2 separate regions of the Mus musculus genome follow, and region 1 is linked to region 2. Evidence: chromatin contacts called from ENCODE Hi-C or POLR2A ChIA-PET data. All regions are on one chromosome and are shown on one strand. The core of a region is the stretch at or near the end of the contact, and the rest is flanking DNA. Distances in the headings are between cores, read along the strand shown.

What was found. A loop is a pair of places that touch in the nucleus more often than their neighbours do. ChIA-PET counts read pairs that join two places held with the same protein, here RNA polymerase II (POLR2A).
Region 1: a map of v-Abl transformed pro-B cells shows a loop between it and region 2 (4-fold over the local background). The contact joins the enhancer-like site here to the promoter of Park7 in region 2. A Hi-C loop is called at or near these places in 1 of 37 maps with a recorded cell type or tissue (v-Abl transformed pro-B cells). POLR2A ChIA-PET finds 5 or more read pairs at or near these places in 1 of 5 experiments (embryonic stem cell).

What each region holds. Positions count from the first base shown.
Region 1 is chr4:151,739,899-151,746,848 of GRCm38, forward strand. The region is part of intron 3 of Camta1 (calmodulin binding transcription activator 1); the gene reads right to left. It overlaps Gm52710 (a long non-coding RNA gene), which reads left to right. Exons shown (of 3, transcript XR_003955315.1): 1 at 1-3,184; 2 at 3,329-3,517; 3 at 3,883-6,950. Among named protein-coding and RNA genes, the nearest start is that of Gm52710, 7.2 kb to the left of the region's middle. Within about 2 kb of position 1,718, at least 1 of the 3 ENCODE cell types and tissues checked has a DNase peak (open chromatin) inside an H3K27ac peak, as active enhancers do.
Region 2 is chr4:150,905,270-150,911,913 of GRCm38, forward strand. Park7 (Parkinson disease (autosomal recessive, early onset) 7) reads right to left here and starts at 4,652. Exons shown (of 7, transcript NM_020569.3): 1 at 4,514-4,652; 2 at 3,049-3,154; 3 at 1,771-1,872; 4 at 1-40. The coding sequence starts at 3,138.

The DNA of each region.
Region 1 (6,950 bases), core at 468-2,967, 830 kb after region 2:
CACTGCAGCGGGGGGGGGGGGGGAGGGGCTGGACTGCTCCTGCTATGATGCCCCCAAGCTTCCAGTACCTGCACTCCAGTGAACTTCCTTAAACAGCCCACCCACCCAGCAGCCTGTCCTCCAGAGGAGATGGGGTCCCTCCTCCCACAAACTACACACGGGGGAGGGGCATACAGGAGCTGGCCTTCAGTCTCAGAACTCCTGACATCCTTGAGGATATTTTATTGACAAAACCACACGGTTGGCCTGTCTCTCCCTTTTGTTATCCCTTAGAACTTTGCTGTGTTCCTGTGAGGTCCGTTAATGATGAGGTGTAAGTAACAAAGTGGACTCCAGGGTCTGGCTTCTAGCTCAGTCGCTTCCGGAAGCCTCTGCACAACAGATCACCTGTCTTGTGGGATTAAAGGAGACAACCGATTTAGATGATTCACCCAAGAGCCAAGTACAGGATAAATGGCAATGTACATTACTAAGTGAGATGAGATAGTACTGATTATGGTGATGATGCTGGACATAAAGACGATGGAGATGAGGATGGAGACAGAGATGATGGTGATGACAGTGATGGTAATGGTGATGATGATGATGATGGAAGCAGAGATGATGGTGATGGTGACAATGGTGATGACGGTGACAAGGATGTTGATGGTGGAGAGGATAATGTCGATGACATCAGTGACTGACAGGGACCCGATGACAGCAGTACTATGGGGTACCATGACAGCAACAATGACACTGGTATACAGGTAAAGCTATGGTGGTGATGACGGCAGTGACTGTGATGAGTGAGATGAAGATGGCAACCGTGACAACAGTCATGATGATGAAGACGATGGTAACACTGATGCTTATGAAGACCATGGGATGCGCTCTCTGGCTTTTAGGCAAAGTGCGATCCAGATGACCAAACACTTGAGGGCTCAGAGCTCTGCTCATGCCCAAATCTGCAAACCTGAGCTCAGCTTCCTCCCTCAGTCAGGTCCTGCAGGCTCAGCAGATGCAATCTTGAATCCTTATTCATCAAAGAGAAGGGGGGGGGGGGAGTCCCTCCCTGCACTGGCTCACATCCACTGACACCTCTCTCCAGTCACCCCATCCACAGGCTTCCACTGCTGACTGGCCACCACTACTGCTGCCAGCCCCATCAGAAAGGTCCTACGCCATCCCTGTCCTAGAGTCCTAACTGCACCATCCCCGTCCTGAAACCCTATCTGCCGTGCCAGCTGTTTGTATCCCGCTTTTGGTGGGATTCCATCCCTTTGGACTAAATACCACCACACACAAAACGCTGTGTAGCTTCTCTGGATAAGAAGAGAGACCATGGGAGAGCTGCCATCATAGACACTGCTTATTATCTGGGTTATTTTTGTTGCAGCCAACACAACCTAGGCATAAACAAACAGCATAGAGTCCCAGGAGCCAAGCTGGAATCCCCACAGGCATCACTTCGAGCAATCTGATGTGCTGCATGCAAGACACAGTGCAGAACGCCACTGCTCAGCCTAGAGTTCCAGTGAGGAGGGGCAGGGTCTGGGAAGCTGTGTCTCCACCCGCCCATCACTTCAGTGTTAAACTTCCAACAGCCAGAGTTCATGACAACAGGAATCTCAGATCCAAGTCTCCTTGCACTGAGATCCTAAGCCCATCCTTCCGAGCCGAGAGAGTCCAGCTAGGGCTCGCTCAGCCTCCCTCCATCCTTGGATGGTGCTGTTGGCTATTCTCACACCCAAGCATCTAGTGTTAGCCTTCATTTCACACTCCAGGAAGGGGGAGGGGGGCGGACCCACTCATATCTGGCTCAGAAAGGCCTTGGAAAAGTTTACTTTTTTGTAAATGTTTTCTTTACCAAAGCCAAATCCCAGAGCCGATGTGATGTGCGGTGGATTAGACAATTAAAGCAGGCGCACAGAATACAAATCTGAGTTTGTTCAGCTGGGTCGAGAGGATCTCGCCATTTCCTTCCTCCCCCAAGTCAATTTGCTCAGAGAGCGGCCTTCTCTCCAGATAAGCACATTGACTTTAAAATAACGTGCGTGCCAACAGCTGCAGCGCTACGAGAGAGCAGACAGAGCCATGGCAGCGAATGATAATTAAATATATTTTCATCATCCGTCATTTCTTCTTCTTCTTTTTTTTTTTTTCTGCAGGTGCCAGGGTAATAAATCTAAACTCGCCTCTTTTGTCAGCTGGCAGTGAACACATTTTAACTTGAGATCTCTTGGGAGGAATTAAGAGTCACTTGGCCTTGTAAAGGAGAAAGGGTTTTTACTTCCAAACTGCCAAGTGGGGAGCTCACAGCTGATTGGCTTCATGATACTTTATTATTTGACAATATATACGCGTCAGGTTGTATTTCAGAATACCACACCTACAGGATAACCAGGGCTCCAAGAGATCCATCATCGGATTCTAGAATAAAAACCTATTTGAGAAGATTTTCACCACTATTTCTTTTTATGAATCCTAGATTTAATGTATTATTGACTTAGGTTTATTCCAATATTTTAGAACTTTTTCAGCATTCTTCAAATCCCCCCACAGCCCTTTTTCTCCTTGTAGCACTTCACAGGCAAAGCTGGTGCTGCGCCGCCTGCAGCCCGAGTTAAGTGTTTTCGATTGGCCCGAGGAGTTTGGTTGACTTTTTATTTTGACAGTTTAACGGCTCCTGCTCCCCAGGGGCAGCCTCACGTTCCTTAGTTTGCAGCCTGATGGAACTGCACCCCAGCCTCTCTGCCTTTCTTCCCTCTCGCAGCAGCAGCAGACAGGTCCTCTGTAAAATACCTTCCCTGAAGGGCAAGCCTGGTTACAGCCACCAGGGAACGCAGAGAAGTCAGAGGGGAGGTGGGGACTGGCAGAGGGTGGTGAGGCTGTCGGCTGGGCCTGTGGGGCCTCAGGTGGTACCTGCCCATCACGAACCAGCCCGGAGTAGTGGGGAGGGGCTTGTCAGCTCGGCCAACCACACCCAGAGGTGACTGGATCACTCAGCATTTCCAAGCAACTTTTCCCCTCTAACTTTTCTGGAAAAGGAAACCCTCGCCTTGTCCTCCATCTATGAATCCTCAAACACTAACGCCTAAGGCTGGTGACAAGGGACAGGTGAAGAAGAGGAAGGCTTTGAATAGGCTTCCTTGGCGGGGAAGAAACGACTTTACTAAGCTAAGAAGACCAAGGACCTTGAACGATGGTAACTTCAAAAGCATAGTTAAGGTTTTCAGGTCTTCACTCCTCAGATGAGACCTGATCTTGGGGAGAAAAAAAATATACAGAAACCCTAAGGGTACCAGATACCTTTATTAAACATTAAACCCCCCGCACTTACTGGTTACAGGTGGGTCCCACAGCCATTCCACACAGTGGGGTGCTACCTGACACAGTTCCAAAGGAGACACTAGGGAGAGCACAGCATTAGGGGCTCCCCCATCAAAGCCCCCGCAAGCTTTGATTCAGAAGCTGAGAAGCCAATTCGGGAGGCCATGTGGATATGAAGAGGTCTCGGAAGAGCTGAGAGAACTGGAAGGTAGGTGAGAGTGGGGACAGCCTTTTGTCAAAGGATCCAACGCCGTTAAAAGTGTCAGGACAGTGTAGTATTGGCTTAAAAATAGACAAGCAGATCAATGGAATAGATCCAGAAATAAACCCTCACAGATAGGGACAGATCGCTCTTCACAAAAGAGCAAACTGTGGTGCCCCGTGGGCCTCCTCCCAGTTAACTAGCAGGATGCTGAGGTAACCCGATGCTTCAATGAGAAAGACTGAACCCACCCACTCCTTACGTGTGTGGGAGGGGGGAACGCCTCACCCACTCCTCACGTGGGGGGGAACGCTCCACCCACTTCTCACTTGGGGGGCGGGGGAGAAAGGCCCCACCCACTCCTCACACAGGTAAGAAAGAAATCCACGGACAACAAATAAAGTCAACGCGTGAGATGGCTCACTTGCACCTGCTGCCAAGGCTGACTGGCCTGAGTCTGATCCCCAGGACTCAAGTGGTTGTCCTCTGAATTCCAGATATATGCTGTGGTGTGCACTTGCACGTGCGCGTGTGCGCGCACACACACACACAAATAAATAAATGTAATAAAAGATAAAATTTGGAAGAAATGTCATTAATATATTATTATATATTTTAAAAATCAAATTTAAAAGTTTTTTAAAAAATAACAGAAATACAAAACAAAAATAAAATTTGGGACGGGAGAGATGACTCAGCGGTTAAGAGCACCAGCTACTCTTCCCGAGGACCCAGGTTAAATTCCAAGCACCCACGTGGCAGCTCACAAACATCTGTGACTCCCGTTTCGGGGGATCCATCCGGTGCCCTCTTCTGATCACCACAGACACCAGGCACACTCATCCTACATATACATACATGCAGGCAGAACACTCAGACATGTAAAAAAGACATTAAAGAACAAAGACAAGACAAAACCCCTCTAGTTGAGTGGTAGAGCACACACTTGACAGTCACCGAGCAAGAACGGAAACAACAGAGCACTCTGGAAACATGGGAGAATGGACACGACTCAAGAACAATCCGTATCAACGAGAAAGGCAGAAATGAGCTTCCGTACTTAAAGGTACAGGGCTGTCAGGCTGGAAGGAAACTGGTAAGAAGACCCTGTGCTATGACAGACTGACAGAGGGGAGTCTCTCAGAGTTCAGTGGCAAGAAAAGAAAATCAGTTATCTGTTTGGTTTTGAGAGAGGGTCTCACTGTTGTCCTGGCACTCACTATGTAGACCACCAGGTCAGCCTTGAACTCACCACAGAGACAATCCCAAGTGCTGGGGTACCACATGTCGATTAGGTCAGATGAAGTCAAAAGGCTGACCACATGAAGCAGTACAATGTAGAGAAGCTGGACTCCTCACCTCATGGTGGGTGGGATGGTAATTAGTATGGCCACACTGGAAAACAATGACAGTTTCTGCATGGTTCAGCCATTCTACCCCATGCTGTTACCCACTGCCCCAACAAGGAGCTGGTTGTAATATTAACTAATTTTAATTGTCATTTTGACAACAATGACACACTCAGTATCCAGTTCAGGTTGGTCTGTGAACGTGTCTATGGGGAATCATCTTAATAATATTACTTGAGGTATGTAGAACTGCCCACTGTGGGCAATACCGTTCCTTGGGCCTGCAGACATGTCTTTTGGGAATCATCTTGATAATATTACTTGAGGTAGGTAGAACTGCCCACTGTGTGCAGTACCATTCCTTGGGCTGGGGATCCTGGACTGTGTATAAGTGAAGAATGCAAGCTGTGCACTAGCGTGCATGCATAACAAGAAAACATATCCACACAAAGACATCCATGTGAACGCTCGTGGCAGCATTATTTGTAACTGTCCAAAACCTGAAAACATTGTGACTATCTGTCAGTAGGTTAACGGACAAACCCTCTCAGACCCGTAAGATAGACCGCTACTCCACAGTAAGAATCAATGTGTTTCCTATCATGCTGGGATGCATCTCAGTCATCACACTGAGTAAACAAAAGAACAGTACGCCATTTGCTGCATTTACATAAAACCCTCAAAATGGAGAGGTGGCCCAGCAGTGAGGGGCACTTGTTGCTCTTGCAGAGGACCTAGAATTCAGTTCCAAGCACCCATGTTGGGCAGCTTACAACCACCTACCATTTCAGCTCCAGGGAATCCTGCCTCCTCTTCTGGCTTCTGCCACTGCCTGCTTGCACATGTGCACACACTTACATGCAGATGTGCATATAGACACACACTGTTATGGTTTGTATATGTTTGGCCCAGGGAGTGGCACTGTTGAGAGGTGTGGTCTTGTTGGGGTAGGTGTGTCACTGAGGGTGTGGGCTTTAATACCCTTCTCTTAGCTGCCTTGGAACCAGTATCCTGCTAGTAGTCTTCAGATGAAGATTAGAGCTCTCAAGCCGCTCCTGTACCATGCCTGCCTGGATGCTGCCATGTTCCCACCTTGATGAACTTGTAAGCCAGCCCCAATGATGTTGTCCTTTATAAGAGTTGCCTTGGTCATGGTGTCTGTTCACAGCAGTAAAACCCTAACTAAGACATACAAAATAAAAAAAAAAAATCTTAAGTTTTTAAAACTCTGTTAATGTAAAATGGTCTATAATGGCAAAAGGCAAACCCACAGCTGCCTAGAAGAGGGCATGCCTGTAAGGTGGCACTGGCGCGCATGGCTAGGGAGGGCAGGACAGCCTTCCTGTCTTGGTTCATTGTTCGAAATGCCCTGACTCACCACGTTGTCCATTCTTGATGCAGCTTAGTACCTGTCAATCAAGCTCCAGGGAAGCTTTTGTGTTTAAGTGTGCAATGAAAGCATTGCCCTGTGGGGTTGTGTGAGGAGGCTCCAGTCGGCACAGGTGCCGCTTGCCCAGGAAGGGGGGGGTGGGTGGGTGGGAAATGAGTTGTCAAAAGAAACAGGGATTTGCCTGTCACTGCTGGTGAAAAAGTGTGTGCCCCAACTCAAAAGCACATGCATCCACTCACTCATTCCTCCACCCACAGATGACAGACGAGCCCTGAGGGGACAGAGACGGTTTCTCACCTGCCAGAAACCAGAGCAGGGGCTCTGCTGATGTGTGCTGACTGCTCCGTGCCTTGGCCCCAAGCCTGCACATCTGCATGCAGGTGTGAGAGCACACAGCCACAGCCAGATTGCCCAGCTGGCTGAACTGGATTTGGGCAGATGACACTTTGTACCTTAATTTCTTCAGCTAAAAAAACAAAAAAACAAAAAAACAAAAAAACAAAAAAACAAACAAAACAAAAAAAAAAAAACGAGGAAACAGCAATCCTGCCCCCACGGGGCTGTCACAATCCAACCAATTAACACCCGTGTGATTCTCAGCACAGTGTCAGGCATTCTTAGGACCTCGGTGTGTGCTACATTTAACGCTTTATGACTACATCACCTGGAGGGACACATGCTGGGATGTGGCAAGGTCTTT
Region 2 (6,644 bases), core at 3,402-5,901:
CCAGATTTCCTCCTGGAAGAACCACCACATCGTATGGTCCCTGCGAGTTGGGAAATAAAAGGAAACATTTCATTTTTACTGTGTTAAATGGCAGCCCAGTATCTGCCAAAGAAAACTATGTGTGCCTGGGGTGGGGGCGGAGCTACATGTACCTCTGTGGCAGAGCCCATTCTTAGCAAGCATGAGGCCCTGCGTTTGACTCTAACACCAAAAATGACTAAGTGCTAGTCATAGTAGTGCACACCCATAGAAAGAGGTAGAAGCAGGAAGGTCAAGGGTTCAAGGCTGCCCTCAGCTACTTACTCAGTGTAAGGCCAGCCAGGTACACAAGACCCTGTCTCAAAACAATAACAACAACAAACCACCCAAAATGAAACAGATAAATAAAGGTGTATCCCTCTGGTGGAACATTGTAACCAATAAAAAAAACAAAAAACAAAAAAAAAGAAAACAAAAACAAAACAACAACTGCAGGTCTGAAGGCTGGCGAGATGGCTCAGTTGTCAAGAACTCTTGCTGCTCCTGCAGAGGACAGGAGCTCAGGTCCTGCCACCCACACAGTGGCTCACAACTGCCTCTAACTCCAGCTGCAGGGGATCCAACACCCTACCCTGTTCCCTGGGTGTGCGCGTACACACACACAGTGTCTTATTTAAAATGTAGAAAACTGTGATGGAACCTGTCTGAGAGGAGGCCCTGCGAGCATGTGTAGTGTAAATGCACTTGAGTGGCGAGGAACCCACACGGAGCACGGGCCTTGGAGAGACACCCGGTAGCTGACAGGGACCAGCCTGAGAAAAGAGGGGTGTGGGGCTGGAGAGATGGCTCAGCGGTCCATGAAGAGCACTGACTGTTCTTCTGAAGGTCCTGAGTTCAATTCCCAGCAACCACATGGTGGCTCACAACCATCATCCATAACGAGATCTGATGCCCTTCTCTGGTGTGTCTGAAGACAGCTACAGTGTACTTACACATGATAAATAAATCTAAAAAAAAAAAAAAATACCCACAGAAAAGAGGGGTGTGTCACTCTGACTTTATATATAAACGTCTTTACCATGTGACTTTTTCAGTAGAAATACAGATAGTGATATTTTTAAAACTATTTTTTAAAAAAGATTTATTTATTTAATGTATATGAGCAACCTGTTGCTGACGCACCAGAAGAGGGCATCGGATTCAATTACAGATGGTTGTGCACCACAAAGTGGTTGCTAGGAATTGAACTCATGACCTCTGGAAGAACAGACAGTGCTCTTAACCACTGAGCCATCTCTACAGCCCAGGTAGTGATTTTTAAAAGTTTAAACCAACCAACCAACAAAACAAAACAAAACACCCAAATATTAAAAGGCAAAGAAAAAAAATTAGCAATCTAAAACTTTGTGAAGAGAAAAATCACAGTATTGTAGTGACTTAAACACTCAAATATCCAAGAAACCTAATTCATTTTAAACTTGCTGAAATTAAAAAGAACAAAGAGAGAGAGTGAGAGCACTATCATAATAGTATAAACTGCCATACGTGCCATTTATTTAGTCTTTATGGTGCTGGGCATGGAACCCACAGACTAGCTAAGCAAGTGTTCTCCCACTGAGCCACACCGTGCCCATCCCCACCCACCTTCTGACACAGGATCCAGACCCTCCACCCAGGCCAAGTCCTTCTCCTAAAGGAAGTCTGTTCTAACTGCAGTCACGGATACAGCCAAAAGCCGTTCAGAGAACTAATAAGCCCCAAGAAGAAAGAGTCCAGGTGGACAAAACAAACCTGCGTTTTTGCATCTTCCAGACTGGTATCTGGACAAATCATTACATCACGGCTACACTGCACGGGGTCCTTCCCAGCCAAGCCTGCAACAGTGACTTTGATCTAGAGAAAGAGCAGATAGATGTTCAAGACCATGAAAGCACAGACTCCGGGCAGCCTGACACCCATTCTGTGGTTTGTAAGTAACCTGTCGGGGAGTACAAGACCAAGCCCAGGCAACGGTAAATAACACCTGGTCTCTTCTGGTTTGCCAGGGACAGCCCTAATTTGTAGCTGAGCCACTACTCTGGCTCTGCCTGGCTAGAACACCCTCTATTCCACAAGTGCTGAGTTGGGAGATGAGTTACCGGGCCGTCCTAATAATAACCCACGGGTTGAGGGTGGCATTATCATTACAACCGTATGGGCTTTTCTTAAAGTAGAAGTGCACAGCACACAACTAAACAACACTTTATCCTGTAAAACATTGAGTAGGTGACACTGCCAGTTGCTAGTCCCCGAAGCTCAGGAGATACCCGACAGTCCTGGGGGAGGACAGGTGAGTGCACTGGAGGCAACTTTTCAGAACCCAGTGATGCTGACTACACAGTCAGCAACCCCACCTTCAGGTGCTGAGCCTGAAAAACCATCCTCACGTTTGCACAAATAAACCCCACAAGAGAATATTTATTAAAGAGGCTGCAGAGATGGCCAGTGGTTAAGATCACCCCGGGGTTTGGTTCCCAGCACCGACATGGCGGCTCACAACCACCTCTAACTCTAGTTCCAGGGGATCAGGCTCTCATGTGGTGCACAGACAAACATGTGGGCAAACATTCATATATACACAAAAGATGAATGAACGCCTCGAAGTATTTACTCCAGTGTCATAAGGTTGTCACTGGAGGGGAGGGGTGGTGGCTTTCCTATGCTGTCCCAACTGTGCAGCGATGTGAAATGAAGAAACCGGGTCTGAGCCCTGCTCTAACTGGAAATCAGCGCTGCTGAGCGTCTCTGCCTGGGGTTTGTGAAAAGAGGCAGAGAGCTGACCATGCTGCTGCCAGGTCTGAGTGAGGAAATGCTCAGGGTGAGCCTGGCAAACCTGAGTGCATCCCATGCTCACCGTGTCACATAAACACAGAGTGGGGAGCCCAGGCTAACACGGAAGACAGCGCACAGCCCCTGACCGCCACATCTGCACCACGGGATGCAGCTCACACACAACATTAAACAAATAAAAGTGACTTGGAGTCCCCTCGTTTTTAAAACAGGGAGAGCTAGCCCATGAGGGGAACTCACCCCGGCTCGCCGCATGACATCCACAGGAATCACTGTCTCCATCTCCTCTGCTCCTTTGGCCAGGATGACCAGAGCTCTTTTGGAAGCCATTTCTATTTCTTAAAGACTTAAAAAAACAGGAAAAAAAAGTGTTCAAAATGTTGCCTCTGTAACAACCATCTGTTCACGCAGAGTAAATAACTTCTGTGTGACAGGTTGGGATCCATGGAAGCAAGCAGCTTAGATTAAAACTGGTTCACATGGCAGAGTTTCAGCACTCTAATCCCGGGATGAAAACAGGGTGGCTGGGGTGGGTAGTCTGTGGCTAAGAGCACTGGATCAAGGTTTAGTTCCCAGCACCCACAGGGCTGCTCCCAATTGTCTGCATCTCCAGGTCCAGGGGATACAGCGCCCTCTTCTGGCCTCTGCACATACATATATGCAAGCAGAATGCTGATACATCAAAATTAAATCCTTGCATGCCTTTAATCCCAGCACTCGGGAGGCAGAGGCAGGTGGAGTTCTGAGTTCGAGGCCAGCCTGGTCTACAAAGTGAGTTCCAGGACAGCCAGGGCTATACAGAGAAATCCTGTCTCGAAAAACAAACAAACAAACAAACAAACACCAACCAACCAAAATCTAAATCCTTTAAAAAAAATAATAAATGTGGGATTGCCAATGTGTGCTAGTATTCTTTGCATTTTCCCTTACTGTGCTTTCTTAGGACCAATCTCTAACGAAGACAGGTCACATAACGGGCCCTGCATATCAGTCACACTGTGGAGAGGCTGGTTTTCTTAAAATACTCTGAAGGAGGGAGGGAGGGAAGGAAAAGAATAAGAGAAATAAGAGAAAGAGAGAAGGGGAGGGGAGGGGGAGCGAGTCGAGCGCACACCTTTAGTCTCAGCGCTTGGGAGGAAGAGACAGAGACAGGAGTATCTATCTGTGAGTTCGAGGCCAGCCTGGTCTACAGCGTGAGTTCCATGATAGCCAGGGTTACAGAGAAACCCTGTCTCAAAAAACCCAAACCAAAACAAAAAAGCAAAGCAAAACAAAAAACCCCAAATCCACAATTTCACTGGTAAAAAACCAACTTGTAAATTTCGAAGGTTTTGTTCTTGTTGTTGATGTTCCAATAAACTGCTAAAATGTCAGGACCGGGTTGGGGGAGTCCAAAGGTGCTAAATCTCTGACCACACTGCTAATGATTAATAAAGATGGACTATCTCTTTAGGAGGTCAGCCCTGCTGCGGCCGGGAACAGCTAGCCGCCACTCGGAGGCACTTTCCGCGTGCTTTCCCTGCACGCTCCCCACGCATCACAACTTTGGTCAAGCCTTCCAGTAACTGCGCTCGCTCCAACCCGGAGGATGCTGTGCAGAGCCTGGCCCGGCATGCACTGCGGCCGCTGCCCCCAGCCCGCCCAGCCGGGACCCTCCGGGGCAGCGGGCGGATCACAGCCCGGCCTCTAGCCCCAGGGCGCTGACCTGCAGCCGCGCCTCCTCCACCCACGCGAAGCCACCGCTAGTCCGCAGGAACCTCGCACCCGACGTGTACCCAGCACGCATGCGCGCCACCCGCACTGAGGCTGCGCACAACCCCTCGCTTCCGCCTCGGCCTGCGTCATGTCCGGCTGAGCCCAGGCCCCGGGGTGGGGGTGGGGGGAGGAGCGAATAGAGGCTACTGCGGCTGCGCAGCGCTTGTACCATCTCGCCCCCAGACAACGGTACCGCCCACCCTGCGGGCGCCTGCGCAATTGCCCCTCTCTGCCTCTTCGACGTTTAAGTTGATAGTGGTTCCGAGTTTGAGGCCTGGCTGGGCTACAGCCTGAACCCCACACTTGTAATCCTAGCACATGCGAATTCACAGGCTGAAGTTCAGTCATTTTTGGAAGCCGTCTTACATTACGGTTTTTGTGGACCGTTTGCCTTTCTTGCCCCTTACTGTGACATCCCCTCTATTTGCCCCTGGCCTGCTAGTCTTCGTTCCACGTCATCCCAGGCCTGTCCCTCCCAGCTAGGCCTGGTCACCCTGTCCCCTGGGTCACAGGACGGTGTCAAGCTTTAAGAGCTCTTGCTGGTTTTGCAAAGGACCCAGGTTCGGTTCCCAGCATCCATTTGGGGAGACTCACCACTGCCTAACTCCGGATCCTGAGGATCTAATGCCATCTTCTGACCTCCACGGGCACTGCACTCATATGCACACAAATAATAAAATGTCCTACTGCACCCTCGGGTTGGAGCAATGCTATCATCTACGATAAGATAAATTATTTAATTATCTCATTTTATTTCAGCTTTTTACACTTCTGGGTTGACAGTTACTGTGTGTGCATCTCAACCTGTGCCAAAGGGTGCACGTGGAAACTCACAGAAGACCACTCGCCTTAGTGTGTTCTTTCTTTACTACAAGGTCTCGGATGGAACTCAAATCCTCCGGTGTGTGGCAAGCACCCTTACCTGTCGAGCCCTCCCACCGGCTCTCTCCTGAGTTTTTAATAGTTATCTTTCAGCTTACAGGAGGGAGACCCACCCTCACCTGGTCCTATCTGTACCCACCTCAGAGAAAGCCAGCTCGTTTGGCAAGTCTCAGTACTTTTTATACAAACCCCCGACAGGATATAAACTTGCTTTCCTTCCTATATGGAGATTGAATACCTCACATACATTGGCTGACCTCCATCATAGGTTCATATTGGAAATCTTATAAACTGGAAATTCTTTTTTTTTTTTTTTTTTTTTTTTTGGTTTTTCGAGACAGGGTTTCTCTGTGTAGCCCTGGCTGTCCTGGAACTCACTTTGTAGACCAGGCTGGCCTCGAACTCAGAAATCCGCCTGCCTCTGCCTCCCGAATGCTGGGATTAAAGGCGTGTGCCACCACGCCCAGCTTCAAACTGGAAATTCTTACAGTAGGAGTAGTTTAATTCTTAAAAATTGCTAAGTCATGTATATATACAATAAAACTTGGGCAACTGCTTTAGGAGTTGTGGAATGGACTGGTTCTTCACTATGTGCAAAGGGAAAAGACAGAGCCAGCCCCTTCAGCTTTGAAGGTACGGAAAGCTGGAGTGACAGAAAGAAGACCAGGACAGCTTGTCAGATGTGAGCTTCAAGATCCACAGAGGGTGTTGGGCTTGGTGGCTCATGCCTGCAACCCCAAGTACTTAAGTAAGGAGTGAAACCTGCCTCCAGGGGAACACAGGCCCTTGTCTCTTCCCTTAGGGCTTAATTCAGTGGTGCAGTCCAGGACCCCACTAGGACACTCCATGAAGGCAGCTTCACCTTGAGAAGGTGTGCATCTCCTTTCTGGAGTCTCTGGAATGGAAAGGCAGAACTGTTCCTTTTTCTTCTGTTTCTCTTTCTGACGCTGGCTTCCTCACTCTTTTCTAAAGCTCCTCTCCGCATCGTGTAGCTGCCTGCTACCATGTGCTGACCCCTGCAGCCATGTGCTGACCTCAGTGCCATCTTAACTTTTCTATTTTCTTACTCCGGGTAGCTTCAAGATGAATAGCTTGACTCTCTGGGGGTTTTCTTTTTTTTTTGTTTGCTTTTTTTTTTCCCCCCCCAAGACAGGGTGTTTCTCTGTATAGCCCTGGCTGTCCTGGAACTCACTCTGGAG